Regions from separate parts of the Homo sapiens genome. Here region 2 is linked to region 1. A link is an interaction called in ENCODE POLR2A ChIA-PET data of the cell type or tissue named here. Cell type or tissue: IMR-90. All regions are shown on one strand. Links, peaks and the distances in the headings refer to the core of each region. The heading gives the core; the rest is flanking DNA.

Evidence for each region. ChIA-PET counts read pairs that join two places held together with the same protein. Peaks named below come from ENCODE experiments on the same cell type or tissue, not always from the same donor. Only the 100,000 strongest peaks of a DNase experiment are listed, where the experiment ranks them.
Region 2: POLR2A ChIA-PET joins it to region 1 with 5 read pairs; 3 of 35 experiments call an interaction of 5 or more read pairs at or near these places.

Annotation. Positions count from the first base shown.
Region 1 is chr3:29,325,725-29,333,860 of GRCh38, forward strand. All of the region lies in intron 1 of RBMS3 (RNA binding motif single stranded interacting protein 3), which reads left to right. Among named protein-coding and RNA genes, the nearest start is that of RBMS3, 49 kb to the left of the region's middle. In IMR-90, for the core only: no CTCF peak of the experiment used is centred there; a DNase peak (open chromatin) is centred at 4,457.
Region 2 is chr3:29,719,920-29,728,055 of GRCh38, forward strand. The region is part of intron 4 of RBMS3 (RNA binding motif single stranded interacting protein 3); the gene reads left to right. Among named protein-coding and RNA genes, the nearest start is that of RBMS3-AS2, 81 kb to the left of the region's middle. In IMR-90, for the core only: no CTCF peak of the experiment used is centred there; no DNase peak of the experiment used is centred there.

The DNA.
Region 1 (8,136 bases), core at 1,389-6,388:
CTTCTAGAATATTAGCTATCTATGGCTTAAATTATGTAAAATTGTCATTTTTTACTAAAAAACCATTTCAAATATTGGCAATTTCATACTATTGGCCTAATCTTTCCTTGTCTTAAGTTGAGGCATCAAAAATCTATCATCAGGTTGCCTGGGCTATTACTCTCTTTAACTTCATTCTTCTCCTGTGCTATAGAAACTTTTGGAGTCATATTTCATTAATTTCCCCAGGTCACCTGGATAGGACTATGAAGTGTGGCAATCCTGAATCACCTTTCCATCCTTGCTTTATTAACTTTACACTTGACTGTAGATTAAACTGTCATAATCTACCACTGAGATTATGGTGTTTTTTTCCTAAGAAGTCATTCTGAATCTCAGGCTTTCCTTGCAGGTCTAATGTCTTCATTGCCACCAAATTTATCTTTCTACAATGCAGTTTGACTCCTGTTTCTTTTTACTAAGTGCATCCCATGTCTTCTCACTGGCTACATAATATATATGGACTAAACTCCTTGGAAAGCATGCAATTCATCCTCATTCTTACCTCCACCCACTGATCTTTCCATAAACTCTCTAAACCTGTTCTTTCCCCAAATTATGATCCCCAATAAGTCTCCATGGCTTTGCTAATTACTTTCTGTTTATTAAAATGAGCTTCTCCACCTTCTATGTCTTGCAAGCCTCTTATTACCATTTAAAGGTTTTACACAAATAAGTGTTCTCTCTGTAGTTCTGATTCCCAACTATCCACAATTAATCTCTTGCTTATTTATGTTTCCATGGTCCTATGTAATTACCCCTATTATAAATCTAGTCATTAGGACCTATTCCAGATATTTGTTTATGTGGCTACCTACCTTCCTCACTACCTTCTGAGTGATTGGCAGCACAGATGAAGGTCTTGGTTATCCTTGTATTCCCTCGTACTGAGCTCAGTGTTTGGTATAGAGTTTTGTGATTAGTAAATATTGGTTTATTGAGTAATGCTTCAGTCTTACTACTGGCATCCTTTTTTTTTTTTTTTCGAGACAGAGTCTCGCTGTGTCGCCAGGCTGGAGTGCAGTGGCGCAATCTCACCTCACTGCAACCTCCACCTCCTGGGTTCCAGCGATTCTCCTGCCTCAGTCTCACAAGTAGCTGGGACTACAGACGTGCACCACCACGCCCAGCTAATTTTTTGTATTTTTAGCAGAGACGGGGTTTCACCGTGTTGGCCAGGATGGTCTCGATCTCCTGACCTCATGATCTGCCCGCACTGGCCTCCCAAAGTGCTGGGATTACAGGCGTGAGCCACCACACCCGGCCTAGAATCCTTTTGTATATGGAAGGAAGTATTTTAAAAATCCTTTTTAAAAAAGGTAGGAGACTAATGTTAAGGAAGGTTTTGGGAGTGGGGAAAGAAATGCCTTTACATTAAGGACATGAAAATTGAAAGTACAAAGCAGTCTCTAATTTGTTCATTATTTGCCATAAGGACATGATTTAGTTTTGAATGTATTCCACCAGGTTCTCTTTATCTCCTTTGCTTCATATTAGTGTTTATTTTGATGATGATTAAGGCAATATGCTACTAAGAATTGTGCTGTCTTTTTGTAAATTATGCCTGAAAAAATCGTGATTGTTCCTGTTGCTTTGAAGTCTTATGTTTATATTTAATTGTAAAAGTTAAGGCTACCTCTATGTGATAGACAGAGTGTTCTCCAAAAAATGCCCGCAAATTTGGAGTGGAGGATAAATGACAGTTTTCTCTTCCTACTTCTCCCTTCCTCCTTTTCCTCCTCCTTCTGTTACTTAATATTATCACTATTATCATTATTTTCTTCTAATCTGGAAATATAATAGCTTAATAGCCTAGTCTAGCTGAGTTGGACTTGTGTATTTGTTGAAAATATTAAGTTATAACTTTGGAGTAAATACTCATCATAAAATGAGAATGATTTGATGGTGTGTGTTCTTGTGTATTGCACAGACACATTACTGAGTGGCACATAGAGTTGCAGTGAGTTTTACTGTAAGGGAGTATTTTAGCCATCATGTCTTCCAAGGATCGCATGCCCTGTTTCCTAGGTCCTAATAAAAGCTTGTATTTATATGTAACTCACTATTGCCATTTCAGTTCATCAAGATTAACACCAAGGAGCTATTATCGATCACGTCAGAGTGAGGCAGGTAGAATGCTAGAATTTTTTGAGGATGAAATAAAGTGATCTTAGTCTCTGGCATCTTAGTTGTTGGGTGCCTTCCTTTTTCTTTTATCAGTAAATGATTGTTATCTATGACCAAAGAAAGAAGAGAAATTCGCATTATTTAGCATTTTGCCCACTTAGGTGGCACTTACTCTGATTTAGTCTATTATAACATCATTATGTCTTGCTAATGGCACCATGCAGTTCACTTCCTTCAACTGTTTGCAGAGTGCCTCTCCATTTAAACAACGTGGCACGTTTAAATAGTTTACTAGTACTATAACATTCTTGGCTTATTGTACATTAGATTTTAAAATTTAGAAAATTTTCTATTGAGCACAAGAATATATAATGGTGAGCATGACTTTAAATACTGAAATGAAAAGTCTGTGAGAACAATTATCTGTTTCGTTATGTGTTAGAAGTGGTAGATATGTTTTCTGTAAATGTGAATAAACTGAAATGAAATTTTAAAGCTTGTGGAATGAAACGACAAAAAGGACATTGGTATTACACAGTTTCTTTCAATTCCACCATCCCTACCACCCACCCAACCCTTCATCCCAGAATTAGTGTTGGTCTGTTGCTTTCCACGGTTCCATGAAATAGTTAGATGATTTAATAAGAACTTTGGAATATGTCCTCTTTTCCCTCAACCTCCAGGTAAATTTATTGGTAGTTAATGTTGCTAGTCTTTTCATGGCCTAGAAAATTGTTCTCTCTTTTCTTCACTTAGTTAACTTTTATTTTTCCTTCTAATGAGAGCTCAGGTCTTCCTTCCTATGCAAGGCTTCCCTGACCTCCATTGGGTTAGATCTCTCATAAAGGTGCTCAGAGCACTGCTTACTTGGCAAACCTTCAAATTCACATTTGTTTACGTGTTTATTTTTATTAGTCTTCCTTCCCTATTAATCCAAAAGCCCTATAAAGCTGAGGGCAGTCTTCAACTCCCTATTGGATTATTAATTCCAAGTATAATGTTTTGCACATACTAGTCACTGAGTAAATATTTTTGAAACATGAAAGAGTGTTCAGATGTGAAAACACTCATTTTTGGCTATAGAATATAATTTGGGGTATCTCCATCAAATGCATACCTAGTTATGATTTTATTAATTTTCTGCAATTTAAATCAGTATTGTTTCTTTACTCCGAAATGTAAATTAAGGTTCAGTGTTTAATGCCACTATACCGGGAAAATATATGTTTTTGGCTTTTAATTCCATAACATGTATTTTTTGCCCCTGAACTTCAATTAAATGTTCTCCAGTTGGTTTTTTGTGTTGGGGTGGGGCAGGGGGTTTGTAAGGTAACCCTTTTGGTTTTAGAGCATAACTGCATCCATACTTTTATAACCCATTTACAAGTGTTGTAAGTATATGAACCTTAAAATGTATATACAATTCTTCAAAGCTCATGTGTAATTAAAATCTGGAAGGGCAGGTGGTTGAGAGGTTCTAGTAATTTATTGTGTTACTCTAAGATAAGAATCAAAAATTTAAAAATCACAGGAGAGTCTATAGTTAGCGTGTATCCAATTGATATACAATAAAAGCCACAGGAAGCATTTATTAAAAGACTCATAATGAAACCAAAAGAAATAATCCATTAGGAGTTAACTCGCAGAATATCATATAGAAAACTGAATAAGCTTTAGAGAAATGTCTTATTCTTTGACTCTTCTTTGGGCAGAAGGTACTACAGAATATTAACTAGACAGATTTTCATGATTGCCTATTCAAAGAAAATGAAGTATTTTGATGTGCCATGCATTGAGTCAAGCTTAATGCATATTTAAGCACAGTTCTAGCATCTGAGTGGTAAACTGGTCTTTTACTCCTAATGGAATTTTTGTTCCTGACATGGAAAAAATCATGTGAAAAATTTTTATAGATTATATATATTATATGTATATTTTATAAATCATGTGAAAAATTTTAATATATATTAACTATATAATACATATTAATATAACTATATAATTAATATATATATTAATATAACTATAGAATTAATATATATATTAATATAACTTTTGTTATATTCACAAGATACTTTAAAATCTTATTCATTTCTCCAACTTCTAGAACAATTTTTCCTGGGCAACTATTCAAATCTTTGTGAAATATACATCTTACTCTATGACATCACTAGGGACTATAGCCAGAATAGACCAGGCATTCAGAGCTCTATGTCTGTACCACATAGACATCAGACAGTGTTTGGACAAAACAGATCTAACACTTGCAACTATTGCTAATTTTTGACCCCTAAATACCTAAGTTTGAATATACCACTGTGTGGGATTGCGGTCTCTATTTCTCCACACTACAAAAATCTGCCTTCCTGGATTCCCATGGTCCTGTTTTCAGAGTGGGTGTTTGTTTGTAGGTGCTAGCAGTATGTTTGTAATTCCAGTTAGGTTTGTCACTCAATAGCTTCTGCATTCAGCCATCTCTGTACTGGATACACTTTGGAAGAAGTAATAGTTAATAAGTAATATTTTAAACTAAACTACTTTATCTAATTTATGAAATCATTTGGGCTGGAAGAGCCCTACAGTGAAATACATAGCTCATCCCCTTTTCTGGAATAGCGGGATAGCTTATTATTGTCTATAAAAAATCCATTCTGGGTGGGTATCTATTCTCAGCCTTCATTATCTACAGTGATAGCAATTCCACAGCCTCCCTTGGCAGCCCTCCCTATTGCTGAACTAGCCTTGCTTATTAATCCTGTAATAATACCTTATGTTCTCTAAATATTGAAGCAGTGCTTAAGTTTCCCCTGCTAACTCATTCCTCCCTGCTCACCCTGTGAAATGCTTCTAGAGGGGGAATAATTATATAAGCACACAGCACCAAATGATGTGTTGTGCAGCCTTGTCCTAAGGCATTCTGCAAAGGGCTTGTTAGGATGGACGTTGTCAGTCCATAGAAAATTAAGCTATTAAATCTGCAGCACCCGGATGGTGATTGAATTGCTTGTGCCACTGGAATAAAGTTGCTTTGCAGACATATGAATTTCACAGCTAGTAGTGTCCTTCCCTTCCTGCATGCTCTAATTGTATTTTTATATTAATGCACTGATTTAGGGGCTATGTTGGCATATTTGTGCTGGTGCTGGGACAAGAGCATTGGCTGGACATTTCCTAGAGGGTGCAGTCCACAAATTTTCCCAGAAACCGAATTGATTATGCTGATGGGATAAGCCTGTCCTCTCCCATTTTCAACCAGTCTGTGCGCTGCCTGGTGTTGGCACTCTTACCCATATCTCTCTGAATACCTTTTTACTATTTCTGCACTCCCTTCATCTGCTTCTGGGTGTTTGACTTGTGCAGGCTAGCACTAGTGACTTTCTTCAGAGGACTGCCTTAGGACAGCTGGAGACCTGAGGTACCTGGGAGTTCCACGTCCTCCCTGGTGTTTATGAGAGCCCAGCTCCCTTTCCTTAAGTTAAGACGAACTCCAATATGTAACTTACAGCCTGTAGTTTCCCAGTAGGACCAAACTAAAGCTATCCTTTGTTGAATTTCACTTGAAAAAGTACTCTTGCTTGCCTTATTTCCCTTCTCTGTCTTGTTTCCCCATGATTTCCTTCCCAATTATCCGGGGAGCACTTCTTTAATAAATTTTACCCACAAATCCTCATCTCAGACCTTGCTTCCAGGAAACCAGACTTGAGACATCATTCCTTTTTCTGTGATCCATGTAGAATGTTATAGTCAGACTTCTCAGCCTCGCGTGGCTGACCAGATTTCTATGACTGTTTTTCTCTCATGGTACACACATTTGATTCTGTCCATGGAAATCACAAGGTTTTTTTCCAGATTCACAGGGGCTTGTCCATAATGGTGATTTGAGTTTTCTGAAATAACAAAACTTACTCAAACCCAGGATAGCTCCTTTTTTTTTTTTTTTTTTTTTTTTTCCGTTTGCTTTTCTCAAGTGCAACATCTCTCCTGTGCTGTTTCTGAAACTGGCTTGTTCATCTATTAGAGCACAGGCCACATACTATGTCCAATTATAGAATTTGTCTCTCAAACTGGACTGTGAACTCTTTGGGGGAGTATCTGGTCATCAGAATCCCTGACAAGCAACTCACATGGTGTCTTCCACTCCACAGCTCCTCCGTAGTTGGTTGCTGCCTTCTACTGATGAAAGGACTCAAGTATACCTAGGTTTGTGATAACAGTCTTTGTGACTGCTTCATTTTGATTAGCCTCTTCTGTTTCAGTTTATTCAGCCCAGCTCTGAAAACACTGACTGATTTATCTCTTTTAAATTTAATACATTTTCTATCCCCAATCCAGTGAATATCGGAATATCAGGATAATCAAGAACAAATGGCAAGTTAGGAAGTGATGCATTTGGAGACAAAACAACAAGAAACAGTCATGAACATTCTCTTGCCTCCTTTTGTTTTTTTTCCTAAGGTCTTTATTCACAAATGAAATGTTATTGTTTTTTCAGTTCTCTCTCTCTTGCTCTCACTCTGTGTCATCCTCAAATATGTTAGAAATATTAACTGAGAAACATGCTTTATCTAAGAAATGAGTATCTTTTCAAGAATGAATGCTGACCTGAATATAATGTGGAATTACCCTGGGCACCAAAGACAGCTTGCCTGGGCATGATTGTTCCGGAAGCTATTACTGAAATTTGGAACAGCACCCTCAATGTGGTGTCAATGCCTCCTTCAGTTCTGAAGTTTTGAAATAAATACTCGAAACATCCAGTTATACACCCTCTTTCCAAGAGTGTTTGCACATATTTGGTGCTCCTCAAGTTTTTCAAATTAATGTTGATGAAATAAAAGAGTGATCAGATGAATCTGGCACTATATTTCTTGCAAGGACAAGAAGCTATTTTTCAGAATCTTGCCCCAAATATATAATTGATAACATTGGAAAATAAATAAGGAAATTTTACTTCTGTTGCATGTTCCTCCAATCATTAGTAGACTGACTTTGAAATGAGAATTCAAAGTATAATTAAATAATGGCATTATTCTGGGATGACTTCATACCATTGTTGTAGACTAGCATATGATTTTACTAGTTATTATTTTCTCAGCTAGTCTATTAAATATAGAAAAATTTCAGTAACAGAAAATATTGAAAAATTTTAGAAACAGGAAAATCTAACCTTTTACCTAGTAACCATGTACTTTTTTTCATTAGGATTCCTCTTAAATTTGTATATGTGTGTATATAATCTGTATGTATAGTAATATTTGCATATGTTACTTTTATATCAGAGAGAAATTAAGGGAAAAGGTTCTGGCAAACTCTAAAACTATATTTAGTCCATCTTTGAATCAATTGTGTATTTCTTTCATGGCATAATCCTACCTGGTAGATTATTTCCTTTATTCCCAGAGGTGAACTAGTCAGTGATCATTTGCATCCAGTGCCCTCTCAAGGGTTTATGCCCAATTAGAAAGCAGTAGCACTATAATGTAGCATCAGCACGTATAACATTCAGTGCTGAGACGGTGGCTTAACAATTCATGGGGCTTGATAAAAAGTATAATTTAAAAAAAATTCCACTGCATTAACCCATTCTTCTTTAACTCTAAGACCAGACTGAGGGAAAAGTAAAACAGAACAAAACTGCTTTCAACCTACAGGGCAGTTTAAATTTTAAATTTATAGTGAAGCTACAATTAAGGTGATTTAGTATAGTCCCTATTCTCAGTTAACAACTTCCCTTTGGAACTAGGGTGGGTAAGTCTTGAAATATTCAATAAAGAGCGATCCATGTGACTAAGTTGAGTCGCTGTGTCTCCGTTGCAGCAGTGCAATGAAGCCTCCATCTGGAATGAATTCAGCATCTTTAACAAGTAAGAACAGGGATGCAAAGTTGTCTTTGTTTTCTTAGTAGGATTAGGCTATGATTTTTGATATGACAGACAGTTCTTTATAGGATACCCTGAAAATCCTATTTAG
Region 2 (8,136 bases), core at 1,035-6,034, 390 kb after region 1:
CTTACAGATACATTTTTTTTTTTTTTAGGCAAATCAGATTTTGTCTTTCCCCACTTAAATTCATCAATGTCTTCTCATTGTACTTAGCATAATCCCAATTCACAGTATGTAGACCCACATGGCCCACAAGGCCCTATGTGATCTGGCCCCTGCCTACCTTTCCAAAGTCACTTCATGCCATTACCCGCTAGCTCCCTCTGTTGCACCCACATTGGCCCTTTTTATTTACCCAGGATGCAGGAAGCTCTTTTTTGCCTGAGAAACGTGGCCTTTTCACCTTCCTTGAAAATGTTTTGGATTTTATTAATTTTGTAGTACTTTTTAGTAAAACTGAAATTCATCAATCCTTTTTCTATGTAAATTGTATCATATGTAGCCATTGTAAGCATTTTCTCATTTACTTGGGAAGAAAATATAGACAGGCACCCAGTGAATGTGTACAGCCAATTAACAGGAAGAAAAGGAAAGATATTAACATTTACAAAGTGTCCATTAATCTTTACAGTAACCCTATGGTAGTAGTAGTATTCTTGTAACTGACAGTGAAATAAAAACTCAAGGAAGTGAACTTATTAGTCTGGAATGATAGGGTCTACCTATGTATGTATGTGTTTATATATATAAACATATACCTAAATAATATGTTAAATGCTTTTGGATTTGAAAGCAGATTGATCATCCATGCAAATCTCTGGCATTTTTTTGTTGTATTGGCATTGTTCTCACTAAAGTGTGTGGAAATAATTTTTAAGAATTCATGAGTTCCCTGTAAGAATCTGTGTGTGTGTGTGTGTGTGAGTGTGTGTGTGACTTTTCATTCTATGGTAATCTTTTAAAAATTATGAAAGCATATTTGAGATCATCTGGAGGATCGGTCAACGACACTGTCTGTGTCTGTATTTATATCTGTAATTATCTGGTGCCAAAGAGGCCTGCTGTCATTGTCTGGGGCTAATGAGGAAGGAAAGAGAAAAGACGCTGACTAAATAAGTAAATGATGCTTTTAAACCAAATGAAAGCTGTTACCCTGGCAAGCTACACTCAGATGAAGGTTTTATAGAAAAAGTAGTGGAAGAATCTGAATGTCATGTGGCACAAAGTATACAGCCTATGAATTTCAAAAATATTTAGTGTTGCAGCAGATACTAGCAGATTCACACTGCAAGCGGCAATTTAGATTTGGCAAAATAACATTATCTATGATACTAAATTAATATTTTAATTGAATTGTTTTGGTTATACAAGTTAGCTTTTATGAAATTTTAAAATGTATTTGGCTTAACAGTTGTACTCAAACTATAACAGAGGCATTTATGCCTCGTTACATCCTTGCACACATGTAAGGACTCTTTAATGATAAAAATACCCAAATCAACATTGGAAGCCTTATGTATATTTATATAAGATATATATGATATATGGTGATGTAATAACTATATAACAACAGAGATATAATATTAAATATGTATTTTTTTCTTTCCTCGTAAGTGGTCTAATACTAGGGTATAGCAACCTTGGCATGACAGATTCTTTCACAGGTAATTCTTTGAGTAGGAGACATTCCTGTGTGTGTAGAATGCCAGTAGCAGCCCCTACAGTGCAGTTGTTACAAAGAAAAATGTCTCCAGATGTTGCCAACAGTCCTCTGAGGGGAAAACTGCCCTGTTTCAGGGTCACGGGTCTATCCATTTCTCTAAGATAGTAACCACTGCCTTATTCCATGTTGTGGATGAGGTTGTAAACTCACAAAACTATGATGTTTCCAACTATTAATGAGGAAATAATTCTGAAAGTGCATATATAGGCAACATTATGAGAAGAAAATCTGGCAGAGTCAGGTGAGCATGGGGATAGTAGAAGAGAAATATATCTGTAATTAAAGAGAATTTATGTGGCTCTTCTTTTATTTACTATTGCCTATTGATGCCTGGAATCCAGTTTGAATGTCCATCTTCATTCTCTCTGTACACACCTAAGCAGAAATATTGCCTAAAACCTTTAGTGGAGACCATGAGCGAGTGGTATGCAAATGAACCAAACAAATAAACACTGTCCAAGGTACTGCTGAGTATGTTAATTGTGCAATATTAGGAGAAGCAGATGCTGAATTTCGTGTTTGGTATTCTTTCTGTCTCAAGGGAGGGCAGTTTGAATGCAAGACACAAAATATACACTGTCTTAAATTTCTTTTATAAGGTAAAGCACTTATGAGGAATACTTTTATATTTTTGGATTTTGGCTATCAAAATTAACAGCTTGTTTATTTTATTTTTTCAGTTTTTTCATGTTATTTTTTTGTAATTTTAAACTTGTAAAAATGTTGCAAAAATACCATAATACTTTTCACCCAAATTTTCCACGTACTAACATCTCTTACATTTGCTTTATCATTTTCTCTATTAATATATACATATTATTATTTTAAGATGTTTGAGACTAAATTTAGGACATGATGCCCTCGTATCCATAAAGAGTTTAGTTATATGTCCTAATAACAAGGTAATTCATTTACATTACAACAGTGGAATAATCAACATCAGGAAATTAACACTGGTACAATAGAAATGTCTAATCTATAGAACTGAGTTGAATTTTGCATTATTCCATAAATGTCCTTTATAATAAACAAAAAATTTTTTTAGGGGAGGGTTTGGGATCTAGGATTCAATCTAGGATCAAATGTTAGATTCGTAAGTCTCTCAGTGTCCTTTAATCTGCAATCATTCTTCTGTCTTTCTTCATCTTGACATTTTTGAAGATTATAGGCCAATTATTATGTAGAGCATCCCTACCTTAGATCTATGGGATGTTTTTCTATGATTAGGTTCGGGTTATGCCTTGCTGAAAGGAATGCCATATAGTGCTGTGATGTCCTTCTCAGTGTATCATATCGAGAGGCACAAGATACTCATTCATCCCATTCTGCTGATACTACTTTGATCACTTGTTTGCGGTGATATTTGCCAAATGTCTCCATGGAAAAGTTACAGTTTTCCATGGAGATTGATGTACATTTCCTAGTTCCTATCAGACTTTTACTCACTCTTTTTTTTTCTTTTCTTTTTTGTTTTTTGAGATGGAGTTTCACTCTTGTTGCCCAGGCTGGAGTGCAACGGCATGATCTTGGCTCACTGCAACCTCCGCCTCCCAGGTTCAAGTGATTCTCCTGCCTCATCCTCCTGAATGGCTGGGATTACAGGCGCACATCCCCACGCCTGGCTAATTTTTTGTATTTTTAGTAGAGATGGGGTTTCACCATGTTGGCTAGGCTGGTCTCAACTCCTGACCTCAGGTGATCCACCCACCTCATCCTCCCAAAGTGCTGGGATTACAGGCATGAGCCACCATGTCCAGCCTCACTCACTAGTTTTTACATACACTGATCGTTCTAGCCTAAATAAATTATTACCATTGGGGTGTCATGTGGTGATTTTGTTAACGTCAATATTCCTTCTACATTTATTAGCTTTTATTATACTTTAAGTACAGGTTTATCTTTTTCCTCTTTTGTCTAGTAATTCACTTATATAAGAAGGAACTCATAGATTGTAACTTTATCATATGTGTTAAAATCATTAATGACATTTTATATACAGATGCTCAGACAGTTTAAATAGAGCTAAGAAGGTGATCATTTATGCACTAGTTGCATTTTCCTCCTCTCCTCTCTTCTATAACATCTTAGCTAATATTGTTGTCCTATTCCATTATTAGGATAATCCAGCAGAATCTGTTGCTGTTTCGAAGGTTGGGTGCCAGTTCTGCCTTAGTGATTCATTGAGGTGGAGCTGAAAGAGCAGAAGTCACCCTCTCCTTGGAAGCCAGGAGCATTTTATTGTTTTTAACAGTGCTGAGAATGCCAGTGACTCTAAAGATGAGAAAAAAAACTCTCTTAATGAGTTTCAGCATTTTAATGTACTGCAGGTTCCCAATTGTATGAGTTTAAGAAGCTTAGCAATTCGGTATCTTCTGAATAATAGCATTTATTTTATACTGTAAATACTCCCAGGGAAGTCTGAATAACACTACAGCTTCTTCGGTGTAATAGCTTTGGTGAGCTAATTGACTTGAACAGTGGAATTGCTCCTTAAAAAAAAAAAGCCACACAGTTTTGATTAATGAGCCCAGTAATAAATCATTAATCTTTGTCGCTCACAAATGATAGGAACAGTGTTATGTTTCCCACCCTGTAATATATTTCTTGATTCTCTTGCTAATACAGTGGCCACATTTTAAGGATCTCATTATCAATTTAATATGCCTACCTCCATATAATTTAATATAACATCTAGTAAGTTTACACTTATGAGGAACACAATGGGACACATTCTAAATAGTGATAATTGTTCTGTAATTAACATGACTTATATTTACTTAGTAGCTGTCCTCTTAAAGTGTTCTAAATTTCCTTATGTAATAAAAATTGTAGAAATGATCATGATTTACTGAGCTTCTGTATTCCTGAAACTCTGCTAAATTTTTAGTATATCATAACATTGAATTTCTACAATAACCCTCTAAGGTTATTAGTATTATTATCTCCATTTTTCAGTCAAGGAAATTTGCTGAGAAGTGTTAATAACAGTTAGTGTCAGGGCCACCATGTCATTACATGTTCACAGCTCATGCCTACTCAAAGTTTTCTGGAAGCTTAAGAACAAAATCATTTTTATTAAAATGGAAGTATATAGTTATACAGTCAATCCAAATTGATGTTTGTCATTGTTTTAGGGCTTAATGTATCTCAGTGTCTTTTACATTTTAAAATTTAATTTTCATGCATATCATGTAGCTGAGACACCGTTTAAAAATAATTTAGATTGTCAAATCATCATTTTAAGGAAAATGGAATTTCAAGTTAAGGGCTATAAGAGTTAGGGGACAGATATCTAATTCTTCGTTGCCCTAATGTGTCAGCTAACAAAAAATAGCACTTTATTATTGAAATTTAGTTGTGTAACATCCACTAGTCTGAACTTTCTAAGGCAGGCAGAGATCATGTCCTATTACATCTTTGTCCTCAGAATTTAGCTCAAGGGGTGACATACACTAGAAGATGAAAAAACTATTGAATGAGTGAGTGAATGATCAAGAGCAAATATGAAAAAATAAGTGGATGATCCATTTAGTAATGTGCCCAAGTCAAGAGATGGAAATCGACAAGTGACTTTGAGTTGGATTAGTGTTGTGACCACGAGTACCTCCATTTGTTCAGGTGAGCTACTTACTGAATCACAAGACTCCTGTAGGGAGAAAACATATAACTAAGAAAAACTAAGATGTATGCATTACTTTTTCATTGATAGCCTAGGCACTCTAAGTAAAATTATTTAACTCATTGTCGAGTCACATTAAACGTAAGACTTATTTCTTTCTAACTTACGAGTTTTTTAAAAATTGCAAATAAAAATTCAAAAGCTAACAGAAGACAAGAAACAACTAAGATCACAGCAGAACTGAAGGAGATAGAGACATGAAAAATGTTTCAAAAATTCAGTGAATCCAGGAGCTGGTTTTTTGAAAAGATTAACAAAATAGAGAGACTGCTAGCTAGACTAGTAAAGAAGAAAAGAAAGAGAGAAGAATAAAATAGACACAATAAAAATAATAAAGGGGATATCACCACTGATCCCACAGAAATACAAACTACCACCAGAAAATACTATAAACACCTCTATGAAAAATCTAGAAGAAATGGATAAATTCCTGGCCACATACATCATCCCAAGACTAAACCAGGAAGAAGTCAAATACCTGAATAGACCAATAACAAGTTCTGAAATTGAGACAGTAATTAATACGCTACCAACCAAAAAAACCCCAGGACCAGATGGATTCAGAGCCGAATTCTACCAGATGTACAAAGAAGAGCTGGTGCCATTGTTTCAGAAACTATTCCAAACAATAGAAAAAGAGGGAATCCTCCCTAACTCACCCTATGAGGCCAGCATCATCCTGATAACAAAACCTGGCAGAGACACAACAAAAAAGAAAATTTCAGGCCAATACTCCTGATGAACATGGATGCGAAAATCCTCAATAAAATACTTGCAAACCGAATCTGGCAGCACATGAAAAAGCTTATCCACCACAATCAAGTTGGCTTCATCCCAGGGATGCAAGGCTGGTTCAACATATGCAAATCAATAAACATAATCCATCACATAAACAGAACTAATGACAAAAACCACATGATTATCCCAATAGATGCAGAAAACGCCTTCGATAAAATTCAACACCCCTTCATGCTAAAAACTCTCAATATACTAGGTACTGTTAGACCATATCTCAAAATAATAAGAGCTATTTATGACAAACCCGTAGCCAATATCATACCGAATGGGCAAAAGCTGGAAGCATTCCCTTTGAAAACTGGCAGAAGACAAGGATGCCCTCTCTCACCACTCCTATTCAGCATAGTATTGGAAGTTCTGGCCAGGGCAATCAGTCAAGAGAAAGAAATAAAGGGTATTCAAATGGAAAGAGAGGAAGTCAAATTGTCTCTGTTTGCAGATGACGTGATTTTATATTTAGAAAACACCATTGTCTCAGCGCAAAAACTCCTTATGCTGATAAGCAACTTGAGCAAAGTCCCAGGATGCAAAATCAATGTGCAAAAATCACAATCATTCTTATACACCAACAAGACAAGCAGAGATTCAAATCGTGAGGGAACTCCCATACACAATTGCATGGGAGAATAAAATACCTAGGAATACAACTTACAAGGGATGTGAAGGACCTCTTCAAGGAGAACTACAAACCAGTGCTCAGGGAAATAAGAGCAGACACAAACAAATGGAAAAACATTCCATGCTCATGGGTAGGAAGAATCAATATAATGAAAATGGTGAAAATGGCCATACTGCCCAAAGTAATTTATAGATTCAATGCTATTCCTGTTAAGCTACGATTGACTTTCTTTGCAAAATTAGAAAAAAAGTACTTTAAATTTCATATAGAACCAAAAAAGAGCTTGTATAGCCAAGACAATCCTAAGCAAAATGAATGAAGCTGGAGGCATCACAATACCCGACTTTAAACTACACTACAAGGCTACAGTAACCAAAACAACATGGTACTGGTACCAAAACAGATATATAGACCAGTGGAACAGAACAGAGGCCTCAGAAATAACACCACACATCTACAACCATCTGATCTTCAACAAACCTGACAAAAATAAGCAATGGGGAAAGGATTCCCTATTTAATAAATGGTGCTTGGAAAACTGGCTAGCCATATGCAGAAAACAGAATCTGGACCCCTTTCTTACACCTTATACAAAAATTAACTCATGATGGATTAAAAACTTAAATGTAAAACCCCAAGTCATAAAAACCCTAGAAGAAAACCTAGGCAATACCATTCAGGACATAGGCATGGGCAAAGACTTCATGACTAAAACACTAAAAGCAATTGCAACAAAGGCCAGAATTGACAGATTGGATCAAATCAAACTAAAGAGCTTCTGCACAGCAAAAGAAACTATCATCAGAGTGAACATGCAAACTACAGAATGGGAGAAAATTTTTGCAATCTACCTATCTGACAAAGGTCTAATATCCAGAATGTACAAGGAACTTAAATTTACAAGAAAAAAACAACCCTATCAAAAAGTAGGCAAAGGATATGAACAGACACTTCCCAAAAGAAGACATTTATGCAGCCAACAAATATTAAAAAAAGGTCATCATCACTGGTCATTAGAGAAATGCAAATCGAAACCGCAATGAGATACCATCTCATGCCAGTTAGAATGGCAGTTATTAAAAAGTCAGGAAACAACAGATGCTGACATGGCTGTGGAAAAATAGGAATGCTTTTACACTGTTGGTGGGAGTGTAAATTAGTTCAACCATTGTGGAAGACAGTGTGGCGATTCCTCAAGGATCTAGAACCAGAAATACCATTTGACCCAGCAATCGCATTACTGGGTATATACCCAAAGGATTATTAATCATGCTACTAAAAAGACACATGCACATGTATGTTTATTACAGCACTATTTACGATAGTAAAGACTTGGAACCAACCCCAATGTCCATCAATGATAGACTGGATAAAGAAAATCTGGCATATATACACCATGGAATACTATGCAGCCATAAAAAGAATGAGTTCATGTCCTTTGCG